2 separate regions of the Mus musculus genome follow, and region 1 is linked to region 2. The links are chromatin loops, found by intact Hi-C in ENCODE. Cell type or tissue: left cerebral cortex. All regions are shown on one strand. Region 1 overlaps Atg7 (autophagy related 7). Region 2 overlaps Atg7 (autophagy related 7).

Evidence for each region. Hi-C counts contacts between places; a loop is a spot of excess contacts. Peaks named below come from ENCODE experiments on the same cell type or tissue, not always from the same donor. Only the 100,000 strongest peaks of a DNase experiment are listed, where the experiment ranks them.
Region 1: it touches region 2 in a loop (5-fold over the local background); 4 of 42 quality-filtered maps call a loop at or near these places.

The regions. Positions count from the first base shown.
Region 1 is chr6:114,715,770-114,723,769 of GRCm38, reverse strand. The region is part of intron 16 of Atg7 (autophagy related 7); the gene reads right to left. Among named protein-coding and RNA genes, the nearest start is that of Gm52917, 15 kb to the left of the region's middle. In left cerebral cortex, no CTCF peak of the experiment used is centred here; DNase peaks (open chromatin) are centred at 1,526, 2,083 and 4,456; H3K27ac peaks cover 2,363 bases.
Region 2 is chr6:114,770,924-114,778,923 of GRCm38, reverse strand. Atg7 (autophagy related 7) reads right to left here. Exons shown (of 19, transcript NM_028835.5): 18 at 1,845-1,967. Among named protein-coding and RNA genes, the nearest start is that of Gm52917, 40 kb to the right of the region's middle. In left cerebral cortex, no CTCF peak of the experiment used is centred here; DNase peaks (open chromatin) are centred at 134, 2,692, 3,573 and 7,243; H3K27ac peaks cover 338 bases.

The sequences.
Region 1 (8,000 bases), 55 kb after region 2:
TGTCGTGGTCACCATGACTAACGGTGGCATCGCAGTTTCCTATTACTGTGAGAAACACCATAACCAAAAGAATTTGGGGGAGGAAAGGTTCATTTCAGTTTACATTTCCACATCACAGTTGATCACCAAAAGAAGTCAGGGCAGGAACTGGAGGCAGGAACTGAAGCAGAGATCACGGAGGAATAATAAAGAATATGCCTTGTTCATCGTGGCTTGCTTACTTATAGAACCTCAAGCCACCTGCCACACCCTCCACCCACATCAATCACCCATTAGGAGGCAGAGACAGGTGGATTTCTGAGTTCGAGGCCAGCCTGGTCTACAAAGTGAGTTCCAGGACAGCCAGAGCTATACAGAGAAACCCTGTCTCAAAAACAAACAAACAAAAACAACAACAACAAAAAACATCAAAAAACAAAAAACAAAAACAAAAAAAAGAAAGAAAAGAAAATACCCTACAGGCTTGCCCACAGGCTAATCTCATGGAGACTTTGTCCTCAACAATCATTCCTTCTCACATTTGTCTAGGCTGGTATCAATCAGCAGGTGGACCTCCATAGCCAGATGGCACCTGGCTCCCCGGCACCCTCTTTTTAGGTAACAGCATTCTCTTTTATGTCTTCATAATTTTCCTCTGCTTTCCTCTTTTAGAGCCAGAGATCAGACCCAGTGTCTTAGACTTGCCGAGCACAGCCTCTCCCATTAACTTCAATCACCTCATTTAAACAGTGCCCCTCCCCACCCCCGCAGGGTCCATGATTAAGCACAGGCATGCAGAGGCCAGAGATCAGGTGTCCATCATTCTCCACCCTATCACTTTACAACAGCAGGAAGGCTGGCCAGCAAGCTCTTGGGACCTGCTTGTCTCTGTCACGATGGGCCTACAGGTACACAGTTTCTCCAGGGCCCCATCATGTCAGGTAAATAGAAAAAGGGACACAACCCTCTCAACTCTCTTTACTCAGAGCCATTTTGAATGAACAGCTAAGTTCAGATGAACACAAAGCCTGATGCTGTTCACAGAGGTCTCCATTTGCTGGGTTGCAACCCACAGCCTGATGGGAAGTGTATTCTCACTTCCAGCACACCCAATCTCGAGAAAGCCTACAGGCCATTTCTAGAGCCCCTTCAATCCCAGAGCAAAAACATACTGTCTCAGTGAGGGTGACTACTGCTGTGATGACCAAAGCAAGCTGGGGAGGAAAGGGCTCACATCACCACAGTTCCACAACACAGTCCATCATCCAAAGCAGTGAGGGCAGCAACCTGGAGGCAGAAGCTAACGCCAAGGATGGGTGCTGCTTACTGGCTTGCTCCTCATGGCCTGCAGAGCCTGGGTTGGGTCCCTGGAATCCATGTGTTAGAAGGAGAGAACTGACTCCTACATGGTAAATACATATGATCAAAAGATAAGATGCATGCATGCTCTGTTCACAGTGTGCCTCACACACACCTAAGCTACTTTCATACTGAGGTCTTTTAAAGCAATTGGAGCTAACACATTCCCACTAAATGCTGTTGAAAGCGGCCCGCACAGCTGTCTCTATTCCGTGGTGGCACATGGAGCTTCTGTTGTCATTTCTGTTCTGTAGGAACGGCGGCTGCTAAACTTAGGAACAGAGGTTGGGACCAGAACTAGAGGGAAGGGAGAGAGTAAAACTAGTTAAGAAGCTGAAAAAGAGAGGAGAGGAGAGGGGGGGAGGGGAGGGGAGGGGAGGGGAGGGGAGCGGAGGGGAGGGGAGGGAGAGAGAGAGAGAGAGAGAGAGAGAGAGACAGACAGAGAGACAGAGAGAGAGACAGAGAGAGAAACAAAGGCCAACAGCAACACAGGTGTACCCCAGGAGTCAAGCCATCTCAAACCAGTCCCATGGCTAATCTTTATTCATGGCATGAAGAGTCTAAAATCCTTCTTTTGCAAGTGCAAATTCAGTCATGCCACAGATGTTTGTTTATTTTTGACAAAAGGACTCACTCTGTAGCTCAGGCTTGCCTTATACTACAGTCACCCTTCTCCCAATACTGGGATAAGAAGGGTGAGCCCTCATACCCAGCTACCTGCTGGAAAACACCTTCTCCAGCACATGTCATCAGTTGGCCACGTATGTGAGAGCTCGAAGTTAAGAACAAGCTCTGCAGTATTCCCATACAGCAGGGCTATAGACCATGAAAAACTGAGAGTCTACAAATGATGTCTTACGTGTATGGTCAACTCCTATCCCTCAGCCTGACAGGAATGCATAAAATGAATGGAGCAGAGGCTGCTGCCAACAGTTCAGCACTATCCTTAGCTATCCTTCACAGAGGCCAGGCATCATCTCACAGTCCAAGAAAGTAAACATCTACCCCAGATTAGAATCCTTCCCACATTTTCTAGGAAAGAACACCACTATTCCACCTTATGGGCCAAATATTTAAATTAAAAAGGTCTGTAAAGTGTCAAAGATTCTGTTCTAGGCCCTTTTATGTGTTTCAAGACTTATTTTATTTAAAGTGTGTGGTATGTGTGCTCATGTGTGCAGTGCCCACTGAGAGAGGTGCTAGGATCCTGGGGGCTGACAGTTGTGAGATTTCGGACTTGGATACTGGGAACTAAATGTGGGTCCTCTGCAACAGTAATGTGTGCTCTTAACCACTAGGCTATCTTTACAGTCCCCACTCTCCCCTTTCAGAGGTGAAAGCACTAAGGAGAGGCACTGTGAAAGCTGCCCATACAAAAATCTGATGTGTAGCTGCTGCGGGCTGAGGTTGGACTATAGAGGACATCAGCACAAAGGAACAGCTGGGGGGACAGAAACACCAAGTCTCCTCTGTGGAGGTGAGTAGCAGTGCAGGTTTTTGCCAACACTTATTAAAGTCGACTTATTTCAACTGTAAATTATGCCTCAGAAATGCTAATTTAGAAACAGTTTATATATTTGGTAGTTTCAACAAGATCAGAATGAAAAGTTCCTGCACGTCCTATACCCGCAAATAATCATCAGCTTAAGTGTCCAGTTTAGCTGAAAACTAACAGTTTTCCTTTAATCATTTCTGGTTCTTGATGCTAATCCCAGGGCCTTGTGATTGCTACATTCTAGCACAGAGCTATGTGCCCTCCTGCCCAGAAGAAAAGATACGCCTGAAATATGTTTCCTTGCTGCTACTGCATTTGGAGGGCCCTGGACGAGAGCTACCTAAGCTTCCTTGGCTCCTGCCCTGTAAGTCACTGTCAGAGCCTATACAGGCAAAGCAGGCAGGGTGAGATCTCTGTTGCAAAGCACAAGTCCTGGGCTATCCCTGAGCTTGGCCATCAGTGCTCTGAAGACAAGAGATGCTGCCCTGGGTGTGAGGTGAGAGGCAGCAGCAGGATGCACAGGCCATGAGCTCAGGGCTGTTAACAGGGGGGCTGGGGGGTGGGGGTGGGGTTGACAGTCCTGTGACTGTCTTGCATTGTGGCCAGACTTCATCAGGTATACAAGGCCCTCCAGAAAATGCACCTAGCAACAGAGGTTAGTTCACCAAATGGGTCTGGTTCCATGCCACCTGAGGAATGTGACCATCTCTGGAAGGAATGCCACCACAAAGTCTTTCTTTCTAGGGTGGTGCATCTCCAATGACCATGGTTCTGGAGGTTTCCAGTGGTGGCCCTGAGCTGTGCTGGTAAAGGTATAGTCTGGAAGGGCTCAGAGGTGACTGATGGCAGGGCAGGGATGGGAATCCCTGGATTGGGTTGTAATTTTAGCTAAAATGCCTCCAGTTTTACGAGGGTTCTTCATACGTCTAGTCTGCTCTCCATGCAGGGGCCAAGGCTTCCCGTTGTCATGCCCGGTAGGGATGCAGACATCCACATGCACGTGTCAGGTCGTCTGCACGCACTGGTCCTGTGGCAGCTTGGCTGGGTGTCACTGCATCCAATGACCTTCCACACTTTCCAGATTAGATAAGCAAGACTCAGAAATGACCCAGCCTTACAAGCACCAAAGAGAAAAGCCAGCAATCTCAGCTCTGGTTTATTTTGGCTCGAAAGCCTGGTGGAAAAGCACAGAGGACAAAGGGGGAGTGGGAGGGAAGGAGGGAGAGAGGGTGAGAGGGAGAAAAGGAGGAACTCAAACACTGTCAAACAAAAAATAAATAAATGCAGAAGGTGAATTCAATTATCTTCAGTGAATTTTACCCAGTTGGACACAAAAGAAATACATCAGGAAAGGAGGGGACACTGTCCTGGCCATGTTTCCACCTGTGCTCAATGTAACTAACTTTGGTGCCAAGCCCACCTTGCCTCAATGGGAAGCTGAGATCCACCGCTCAGGAACAGCCACCCCAACGTGCCTGAGGCCTCCTCTGGAGCCCCACTGCTTGGGTGTTGCAGCAGCTCCCTACAGGTTTGGCAAGGCTGCTAGAGCTTGGAGTTTGCATGTGTAAAAATGTGCCTGGAACTCCAGATCGATCTTGGATGCTGAAAAGAGTCTTAACCACATTCTGGGCCAAAATGGAGTTTAGCAGCAGCGAGCCCCAGGCACACTATGGAGGTCTTTGTTTTAGATAACAGCTTCCGTTCCCATCACTGGCTGCCTCTCATTATTGAACCAGAGCCACAGAGGGACCAAAGAGCTAAACTGGAAGCTAGCCAGCAGCATCATCAGAAAATATTGCAGGATGCAGCTAACTCTCAAGATGTAGTGTGGGCATTGTTTCCTGAGTTTGACGACTCTTCCTAATTTCCTGTTTAGAGGGTAGACAAACGTCCACTTTAATAAAAGTGGAAAGAGGTAGAAAGCCAGCATGGGCAAGTGTCTCATGTGCTCAGAATTCTGCTAGTGCCCTAATGAACACAATCTATCTGTGACTCTTGGGCCTACTATTAGGTTGTCCTCATTTATAGGCAGAAAACAGGTTCAGAGGAGATGAGACACTTGCCGAGGAGCAGGTGAACAGCAGGAGAAGGCGGTCAGATCATATACCTGGGGCCCTCCTAGCTTTGAGGTTCTTCCCTCTGGATAGAGATCCTACCGTGTCCTCATGGCCTGGGTTTGTCTATTACCTTAGACTGTACCAAGGGCAAGCCTTCCTTGATGTCTCTGATCCCTGTGTGCTCTGCAGCATCTGTGCTCAGGAAGCATCTGCTTGGCTGGTCGTATGGAGAGGATGGACACTATAACCAGGTCACAAAGGACAGTGGCCAACATAGGGCAACTGTGGACCAACCCATTTTCCTGCCACCATCTAGCTGAGGGCCACCGAACCTGTGGGGAGGGAGAAGAAGGAAGCTCTTTCCTAGGCTACACCTCAGGCAATGCCCTCCTGCTGGACCTCCTCTAGGCAGACAGGGCACAAGAGTTGAGTATCTTTACCAGCCCCCCTCAGGGGGAGAAAGATGGCTCAGTGGTTAAGAGCACATGCTTTCTTCCTGAGGACCTCCCTGAGTTTGATTCCCAGCACCCACATCAAGCTGCCTACAACTGTCTGTAACCCCAGCTCCAGGGCCATCGGATACTCTGACCTCTGTTGGCCCTTGTATTCAGGGGCATACACCACACACAGTCACTCACACAAATATGCATCATTAAAATAATAAAAATAAATCTTAAAAGGAAAAATAGAAGGCTGAAAACTGGGGAGAGGGTGTCAGAGCCTGAGCAGACAGGTAATGAACAGTGGCTAGAGCTTTGGGCTCCCTGTCTACTTCACCTCATGCAGAAGACTCCCAGGTCAGCCTCTCCTGGTGGCCTGCCCTAGTTTTGTTTTTCTGCAAAGAGTAAAAAGAGAATTCAAGAGCCTCAGAGAACCACGAGCTTACAAGTGCAGACCTAGGAGAAGGGTGCATGTACACACACACACACACACACACACACACACACACACACACAGCCCTAGGAACAGGACATGTGCACTCAGGGACTTTTCCTTACCAGTATTTCAGAGTTAGGAGTACATTCCTCAAAGGCAAAGATGCTAGCTGCTTAGTCCACAAGTTAGAACTGGGCCTGGGTGTCTGGACACCTGCTGCAGGGTCTTCCGAGGTGCACAGGCAAAGGCTGTCAGACCACAGGTGTCTATGTTGTCTGTCAGGCTCTCAAAGACCAGAAGGCCAACTTTCTTGAATGTCAGGAGAAGCTGTACATTTCATAACACCTGAGTGGACCTCCATCAAAGCCTTGTAGAGCTCACCCATCACCCAGGAGCCAGGAAAGGATAACTACCATGGTCAACTGTCATGGGCAACTTGGCTGGACTTGGAGTCACCTAGGAGACCTGTGGGCATGTCTGTGTGGGAGTTTTCAGGCTACAAAGAGGGGAGGCCCTTTTTGGATATGGGTAGTACCATCCCATGGGCTGGGGTCCTCGACCAAATACAAAGGGAAAGACGGAGCCAGCTGAGCACCAGCATTCTGAAGGCATGGCTTTGAGAAGGATCAGAGGAAGCAGACTTGTTACAATGCTTGTCTCTCAGTGAATAGAATGCAGGCATCCTCTATCAGTAGAATCCATCCTTATGCTTACTCTAAATCCTTCCTCCCCGGCCCTTACCCCAGCACTGCGTGTCAGGCAATAGAACTCACTCTTGTTGTAAAGGTCACAGGTGCTTTGCCAAAAAGATGTACATTGCAAGGGAGTTTCAATGAAACTATCCCTGAAACGTTGTTCTGATAATTGCCACGTGGAGACTTTCCCTCAAAGTTTTACTGTTTTTAAGTGAGCAAGAAAGGTAAACCCTGAGGTCAGACTCTGGAGGTTTCTGCCCCAGGGCCTGCTAAAGTGCTGCTGACCTGGGCTCATTCTTCACCTCAAGTGGCTGTTCCCTTGCTGGTGGTGAGGCTCGCAGGGACCCTCACAATCTCAGAGCTCTCTGCTTCCTGACTGTGGACACAATGGCATTCGGTCTCATGCTCCTGTTGCCACACCTTCTCTGTGCTGGCCTATGAGCTAGAACAAATCCTTCTCTTAACTTGTCTCTGGCAGATATTTTGTCATCAAGATGAAAAAGTCACAAATCCAACAACCTGACTTCCTTTCTTGCCTCTCGCATTTCCCCTGTGTGTGATGCACATGTATGGATGGAGGTCACACCAAACACACACACACACACACACACACACACACGCACGCACGCACGCACGCACGCACGCACGCACGCACGCACGCACGCACGCACACACACACACACACACACACACACACACCATGTAAGACTCTGAGTATGTACAGAGGCAGGACTTCTCACCAGGACCCAAGGCTCTTCGGTGAGGCTGGTCTAACTGGCCAAATGCTCCAAGAGTCTCCTGCCTCTTCCTCTCAAGTGCCAATGCTGGGGTCACAGGCGGGCTGCCATGCTCACCCTGCACTTACATGGGAACTAGGAACATGAAGTGCGGTCCTGGAGCTTGTGTAACAAGTGCTTTATCCACTGAGTCACCCCATCCCACTCTCACATTTGAGTCAGGGCCTTACTATGTGCCCCAGAGAACCTTGAACTCTCAACTCACCTGTCCCCACCTCTAACTGCTGGGACTACAAGCTGTGACATCATGTCTGGTTATTATGGTCTGAATAAAAGATCCAGGTGGGTGGGATATCAATTAATTGCTGAGAACTACAATGAAAAAGTTTTCTGCCAAAGTCCCCTAACCGAAGGGCACATACTATAGGACTCCGTTTTCTCTAAGTTCCAAGTGTGACAAAAGCTTCCGTGAGTCGGGAAGAGCTCACCCGTCTGTTGGAAGGGCCATCAGGAGAAGCACACAAACACACATTTGTGCGCGCGCGCGTTGTGTTCACTTTGTGAGTGCTTGGATCATTCATTTAGTGACTTGGGACATTATCTGTATGTGATTCATACATCAACATAATACATTTTTTGAGAAAGAAACCCCCTCTTCATACACAAAGCAGCTTTACTTGCTGCCTGCTTGCAGTATCTATCCCCGTGGGTTGGGCCAGAGGCCAAAAATAAATAAATAAATAAATATAAGAAAAAAAAGTTTCAGCCCAAAGAGCCTGCTCTCGAAGCTAGTGGTTTTCCA
Region 2 (8,000 bases):
TGAAATAAACCCAGAACATGGCTGAAGGATGAAGAAACAGCAGCTGTATCTGTCTCCAGGAGAGGAAACGGGAGCCACGTGACAGGCATGACTGTGTTTCTATAGACTTTCCTGATGCGGTGCTGGCACTGGACCCAGCTGGGCCCTTTCATGCTTGAAAGTACTCTACCACCGAGCTGCATCCTCAGCGCGTCACACGTGTTATGCAGGAAAGCCTGTGTCAAATGCATCATTTGTGTGGCTCCCTCTAGTCAAGAAGCATGCACCTGTAGTTGCCAGATTCCATTTTTCAAAGAAGTTGAAAATTTCAGACTTTAATGTAAAAATCATAATTTTAAAATTCTGGCTTTCTTCGAAATTTAACACAGGGCAAGCTTCAAAACACCACAGCTGTAAGCCACATCTGGGTCATAGGCTGGCTGACTTGTTATCTTTCACCTCCAATGTTATGGGACATTTAAGACCCCAGAGCTAACTTAGTGAAGAACTTAAAATAAATAACAAGCAAGCAAACTAACAAGAAACCCACTCAGGCTTGCAGATGAGGCTCTACTTTCCTGCCCACAGCCTACTGGTACCAAGGCTCGCTGGAACCTCTTTTTCTCTGGGTCTCTGGGCCAACTGGGCTACTAAAACAGAGTAACTCAATGTGATCAAAGGTTGAGCCACTACCCTGACATCTTGTTTGCGTCTCTAGGGTGAGATCAGAGGAATTCTCTGCTCTTCTGGGTGACTTGGAAAATCCCTTTCCCCATCTCGTCAGTGATGTCACAGCTGCAAAGACCTGCAGGTTCTGTCTCATGCACTTTCAGGCAATGGCAGCTGCCATTAGCATACCCTGAAACCCGCCTGGGGCCCCAGTCTCAGCCCTAGGGCACAGCTTTGTCTCTCAATGAGGGACTCTCTCTGCAGGGGTTTTAAGTACCAGACATCAGTGAAAGATCACATCTGTTTAATGACCCTGCATCGAGCAAGTTAGAGATAAATCACTTTCAGTTCTAAGCAAGTGCTAGAGGACAGCCTTGTTTCCTGGGTGTGCCTGAAAATCACCCAAACCTGCTCACAAGTCCAAGCAGCCCTGTTCTGGTTTTTCCAAAGGTTTCTTCACTCAGAGCTCATCACATCCCTCCAAATAGCAGCCCTTATTCCACTGGCTGGCCAGGACTGGTCCAGCTCAGCCACTTCCTGACTACTTGGGGCCTCCTATGCAGTGTAGAGACATAACTCCTGGGATGATTATAAATGATCAAGACTTGTGTTTCTGTAGCCATGTCTGAGATTGAACCAGGTGTTCAGAATAGGGGTGGCAGGGGCTTCCCTGCACAGCCATGGCAGTGCCTTGAGGGTTCAATTCACCTCGTGACCCCCTTCAGGGGAAAGCAAGTTCACTGTGAGAACCTGATTTCACTCTCAGCCTATGGCTGTCCCTCATTCAGGGTGGGGACCTGCACAGCTCCCAAGCCAGACAGGGACATTTCACAGCAGACCAATGTTGGCACCTAAGATTGACTAGACTGTCAACAAGTCATCCATGCTTTCTCTGATGACACAGCCCAGAGTTCAGGATCCTCCCTAACAGATGTGTCTGACAGAGCCCTTATAAGGAAACTGTTTACCAACAGCTGGACTCAAGCATACCCTCCAGAAACACAAGGAATGCTAGGAAATCAGCGGCCAGACTTGCTCTGCCCTCTTGGTGCTTTGGGCAGACACTTTAGCATACCAGGGTGCTCCCTGCTCTCAGGAAGAAGAAGTCAAAGTCAATCTCTCTATTTTCTTTCACAAAGGCAAGAGTCAGGCAGGTTCTGTCCTCAGTCCTCAGGACAGAAGCGAAGTGCTCTTACCTCAGCAGCTTGGGTCTCTTGATGGAGCAGGGTAAGACCGGTCAAGTCTTCTAAGAAGGAATGTGAGGAGTTAAAAACCTTCGCTAGGAAGGTGAATCCTTCTCGCTCGTACTGATCAAGAACCTGCAAAACATTGGGACTTTTAGAAAGGGGAATGCACTATGGTGGTAGATATGCTTTCAAAGGTTCTGATTTCTAACAAGCACTTGCTAAACACAGGGCAATGGCTCAGCAGGCAAAGGTGCCAACCACCAAGCCTGATGACCCAAGTCAGATCCCCAGGGCCCACAGAGTAGAAGTAACTGACACCCACAAGTTGTCCTCTGACCTCCATATGCACTCCTTGGCACAAGCACACATGCACACTTGCTCATACACACCACACACAACTAACTATATGTAAATGAATGAATGTGATAGAACATTTAAAAAAGAAAATAAAGCAGTGTAAAACGCTATTTGACAGGCTGGAGAGTCCGGTGACTAAGGGCAGCTGCTCTTGCAGAGGACCTGGGTTCAGCTTCTAGTACTAACCATCAGGTGGCTCAAAACTGGCTCTAACTCTAGCTTCAGGCCACCTGATGCCTCTGTACTCACATAAAGACATGACAGATGGCCACACACATATAAACACACATTGTCATTCTCTCTCTCTTAAAAACATCTGTAGGAAAGGATATAGGAGGAGTGAGTATTTACTCTTTACATCTGCTTGGGAGAGTCATGACATCTGTGTAGATGCCAACTTTCCTGATAAAGTAAGTTTCATGCAAATTCAGTGAATGTTCTACAAGACGCAAGCTACGGGGCCCAAGACTCACTTGTTACAAAATAAGTAACAGATGAGGAAAGATCCCAGGAAAAATGGAAAGTAGTCAAGGGAGTGGGCAGGACAAAATGGTCTGTTAGAAATCTGACATCCCAGCTAGCAAGAACGCACGGTAAAACGTAGCTGTTAGAAATGGAACTGCAAATGTCAACAGGAGTGCCACACACAAGGGCAATCAACACAAGAATATGCTCAACATCCTGTGATCAAGACCCACCAAAGGGGTTATAAAGTCAGGATCTGGGACACTTGGGACTCCCATACAGTATCAGAGGAGACCATGTAGAAGCCGACGACTTATGTGCCCTTAGATATATGAACAAAGATGTGCACAGAAGCATCAGCAGGCAGAAGTAAGTGACTATTCAGAATGGATGGCGAAATGAATGGAAGATTATATGGCAACAGGAATTAAAAATATACATGTCAAATATTACAGAAGGAGGACCCTGTACTCAGGTCACAATTACCTTTATACAAAGTTAAAAATAAAAACAGGTGAAATTAATCTAGGGTTTTTTAATTCAAGATTGAGGTGGCCTATGGAGAGACTGTACCTGGAAGAGGAATGCTCGGGGTGGCCCACAATGCTAACAATGTCTGGGCTCTAGGTCCATGACTACCTGTTGTGAGAGTCCATCTGAACAGTCAATGTGGACAGGATTCTCATAAGCATGCTAGCCTTCACATAAAAGGCCAGAGATGACAGGCCAGTTGCCTTGACAGAGAAGAAAAGCTCTCAAAGCAAAACATATGACTGTCATACCCAGTGATCACAGCAGCTGTCAACTGAAGCGCAGGCAGTGAGATGCAGGGTCTAGAAAGTTCTAGAACCCAGAAGAGACAGGCAGAGGAGCGTGAAAAAGACAGCAGATTGAGGGCTCGCCCAGGAGTCAGTGGACACGTGAACAGACAGCTGAGACGCAGTAACTCAAGAAGTAGAATTTTAAAAATTCTCCTTTTGGAAAAGCATAAATACCACAATTCAGCAATTTCACTTGTGAAAGTTTCCAGGCAGCTGTCTGTAGCATGAACACAGATGTAAGATTGCTCACTAAACCACTGTAGCAAAGAACCTTGAAAACAGATATCTGACAGGGGACTGTGCAGCCATATTATGCCACACTTACAATCAGTGGCATATCCTGTAAGTCATTATAAAACATACATGGCTCTGAACAACTGGTACAAATTGACTTCCAAGATATAGCAATATATTAAACAAAGCCAATATCCAGACTGTGTATATAGTGGTGTGTTTAAAGGATAGAGGGAGGATAGAAAAGGGGGAAACCAGGCTCCTTCAATGGTCTCAGTGTTCTGCATCTGAAAATCTCAAAATAGGCTGAGTGCTGGTATGGTGCCACTAGCAGAACTGTCCACATGGTCTCCTGTGGCTAGCCACAGGTCAGATTCAAGCATACTACAGATACTGCATAAAGCTGCCCTCAGACCATGAGTATAACCTGCTTAAGAAGTGCAGGTGGGCTTAGTGTTCAGGGCCAGCTCCCCTGCCCCAGGTAGTATGGAAGTTAAGAAGAGGCAGAGATGTATGGGAAAGTCAGGGTCTGGGGCTGGAGGAGGAAGGTGGGCAGGGGAGGTATCTCAGCAGTGCTGGGTCACTGAGCTAAGTGCTTGCTCAGGACAGGCTGGCTTAGGGAAAAGGTGAGTGAGGCTACATCTGTGGGTTCCCTAGCTGGATAAAAATAGGAGATACTTAAGAGCTGACAGCGGGCTGGCAAGATGGCTCAGTGGTTAAGAGTACTGACTGTTCTGAGAGTCCTGAGTTCAAATCCTAGCAACCACATGGTAGCTCACAACCACCCGTAATGAGATCTGATGCCCCCTTCTGGTACCCTCTTCTGGTGTGTCAGAAGACAGCTAAAGTGTACTTATGCATAATAATAAATAAATCTTTGGGCTGGAGCAAGCAGGGACTGAGCGAGCAGAGTTGACCTCGAGCGGGACAGACTAGAGCAAGCAGAGGTCCTAGACATTCAATTCCCAACAACTACATGAAGGCTTACAACCATCTGTACAGGTATAGTGTACTCACAAACATAAAATAAATAAATAAATCTTATCTTAAAAAAAAAAAAAGAGCTGACATCATCAAGAAGGGGCTGAGAAAGGTGGGCATGGTGGTACACACCTTTAATCCCAGAGGCAGAGGGTTGGGGGATCTCCATATACTCAAGGCTAGCCTGGTGTACACTGCCAGTTCCAGGCTAGCCAGGGCTACATAGTAGATTCTGTCTCAAACCAAACTAAACCAAACCAAACCAAACCAAACCAGGGGGCCGAGAAGAGCCCAAGCAGGGAGAAAAGGATCCACAGGCTACAGGTCACCTTGGGAGACCTGGAGAGCTGAACAGCCTGACTCAGCCACAGTCGTTAGCTTGACAGCCCAATGCATGGGTTTCAGAAATCACTTAAGAGCTGGGCTATGGTGGCTTATGCCTTTAATCCTAGCCACTCTAATCTCTGAGCTTGAAGCCAGCCCTGGTCTACAGTACGAGCAATTGCTGTCTCATAAATAAATAAATAAATAAATATCAACAAAAAAAATAGAAAGCATTTAATAAATATGGATTCCCTCACCCTCAATGAGATTCCTCACAAATCAGACCGGTGTCTCAGAGGAATAAGCATTCAAATTAAACAGAGGGCTTCCACATCTGACCTATTTGGTGACGACTTAGTGCAAGTGGACCTCTTGTTGGATCTTTGTTGAACTCTTGGACTTTAAGCCCTTGTTTCTAAAGATCACTGTGTAACCCTTCAAACCTGTGAGCGGAGGAAGGACAGCAAGGACAAACGAAGGACAGACAGCCTGTAACCAGGGTGGACAGTTTAATTCTGAGGCTTTAACAGTGCTGGCTAGAAAATATGTGGAAAAACTTAATCCTCTTGGGGTGTGTGGAATCACGAAGGGACCTCCAGTGCTGCAAGTTAAACTGCTGAACCCAAGCAGCTCGTGAAAGGTATTAGGCCTTTCTCCTCTTAGAAGGGGCTTAGTCTTCTTAGAGGATGGAATGTAGCTACAACTATAAAAGCAAACAAACAAGAAGAGCTTCGAAGGAAGGGAGGAAGATAAAGTGCATCTAACAGTAACCTCCAACCTACACAAGGCACAGCACGACCCTTGAGCTAACAAGGGTGCTGAGCAGCAAAGCCCTAAGACTGCAAGTTTCCCACAGGTTGGGAAGATTCCCCTAAATAAAGCAGTGGTGCATATCATCTGCTTCTGCTCACCCCACCCACTTCTGCTCACACCCTTGTCCACCCTAGCCCAATCTGCCATAAAGGTGCTCACTTAAAGGTCAGAGGACAACCTGTGGGAGTCAGTTTTCTCCTTCCATCATTTGGGTCCTGGATATTGAACTCAGGTTGCTAGGCTTGGTGGCCAGGACCTTTACTCCCGAGCCAACTCGCTGGCTCCATGTTCACTCTGTGATACCTGTCCTTTCCTGATATGAGCCTTTGCTTAACCATTTTGCACAGTAGGTTTTTGTTATTTATGACATATATGGAAACACATCTCTGGACTAAGATGGTAGAATGTCTTTGTAGAAACAATGCCAGTAGTATCATATCTCCATCTGAGACTGTGCTAACTCTTGCTCTCTGCTCCATCAAATCCATAGTCTACAGCTAAGCACTGAAGCCCACCAAAGCCTTTCAGTTCAGGGCTACTCTGGAGAAGGCTTTCATAGGGATTCTGATCTCATAACGATAAGAAGTAATGTTTTTCTTTAAAAAATATTTTATTACATTTATTTAGAGTCATGTGCAGGTATGTTTGCCAAAACACAGAGAAAAGCCTGTGGAAGTCAGTTTTCTCTTTCCACCATGTGGGGTGGGGTCCAGGAACCTAACTCATGTCATCAGGCTTGACAGCAAGCACCATTCCCCAACTGAGCTGGCTCAATGTAATAGCTTTCATCTATGAAAAGCAAATGGATTATTTTTCCTTCTTTCCTTCCTTCCTTCCTCCCTTCCTTCCTTTCCTCTTTCCTTCCTTCTTTCCTTCTTCCTTCCTCCTTTCCTTCTTCCTTTTCCTTCCTTCCTTTTTCCCTTCCTTCCTCTTTTCCCTTCCTTCCTCTCTTTCCTTCCTTCTTTTTTCCCTTCTTCCCTTCCTTCTATGCATGTGAGTTTGCATGAATTTATGTGCACCACATGAGCCAGGTGTGCACAGAGGCCAGAGGGAATTGGATCCCTGACACTGTTGTTACTGTAGTTGTGAGTGGCTTAATGTGCTTTATGGGAATCAGTGCAGGGTCCTCAGCAAAAACACTACACACACTTAACCACTGAGCCGTCTCTCCAGCCCCTTGTCTATTATTCTTCAACAAGGGCCGCACAAAACATACACCCCAGTCTAACCAGCAGCTTATATATTTTTAATGGGGATGTAAGTGCAATTTCTGGAAAGCTCTTGTTAAAAGTCACTTTTGTCTAGGCATTGTGCTTCCCTGCGCATGATGATTCAGAACTACACACGGCACCTACCTCCTACACACAGCACCTACCTCCTACACATGACACCTACCTCTGCAACATTTACTTAGTTGAGGTCACAAAGCAAAAATCTGTTTCCTACATTGAAGTCTCAGGCAGACTAAGCAGAATTTTGAAGAAAATAGCCAGTCAGAGGGAACCTGCACCAGGCGGGAATACCTGCACTGTAACAGACAGAGGGAGCCCTGGAAGCCTCAGAGGAAAGACAGGGAAGCCTTCCAGGAGGAAGAAGGCCCCAGGCTTTTGTGAGTTCTACAGCCTAGAGCTCAACTAGTTCTCAGAGTGAACATCAGAGAAAACCCACTCTGCTTCCAGCAGGTGAGTTACAGAGCTACACTTTTAACACAGGCAGGGCAGAGAGTGGATCCTAACAGAGCCTGCCAAGAGAAATACCCGTCCACCCTGCCCACGGCTCACAGCAGGAGAAAAGAGACACAGTCCCAAGGCTCAGGGACTAGAGGGTGTCCCCCTTCTCCTTCCTCTGCCTGCCCCTGTTTCAGTAAGGCCCACTTACATTTTTCTTTACGGGGCATCATTTCTAGCTATGAAAACACAAGGAAAGCTAAATAAAGGCAAAAACAGTTTGAACAGAGTAACCAGCCCCAGTAAGCACACTGGGATTAGCAGACCAAAAGCTGAAGCAGCTTGAGTCAACACGATGAGAACATAGGTGGAAAACAATATGGAGTAGGGCGGGCACCTAGCAAGACACAACAAAGGCTTTCAAATTTTTATTTTAAATTACATGTATGTGTCTCTGTGGATATGTGCACATGAGCACAGGTGCCTTTGGAGGTCAGAGAGGG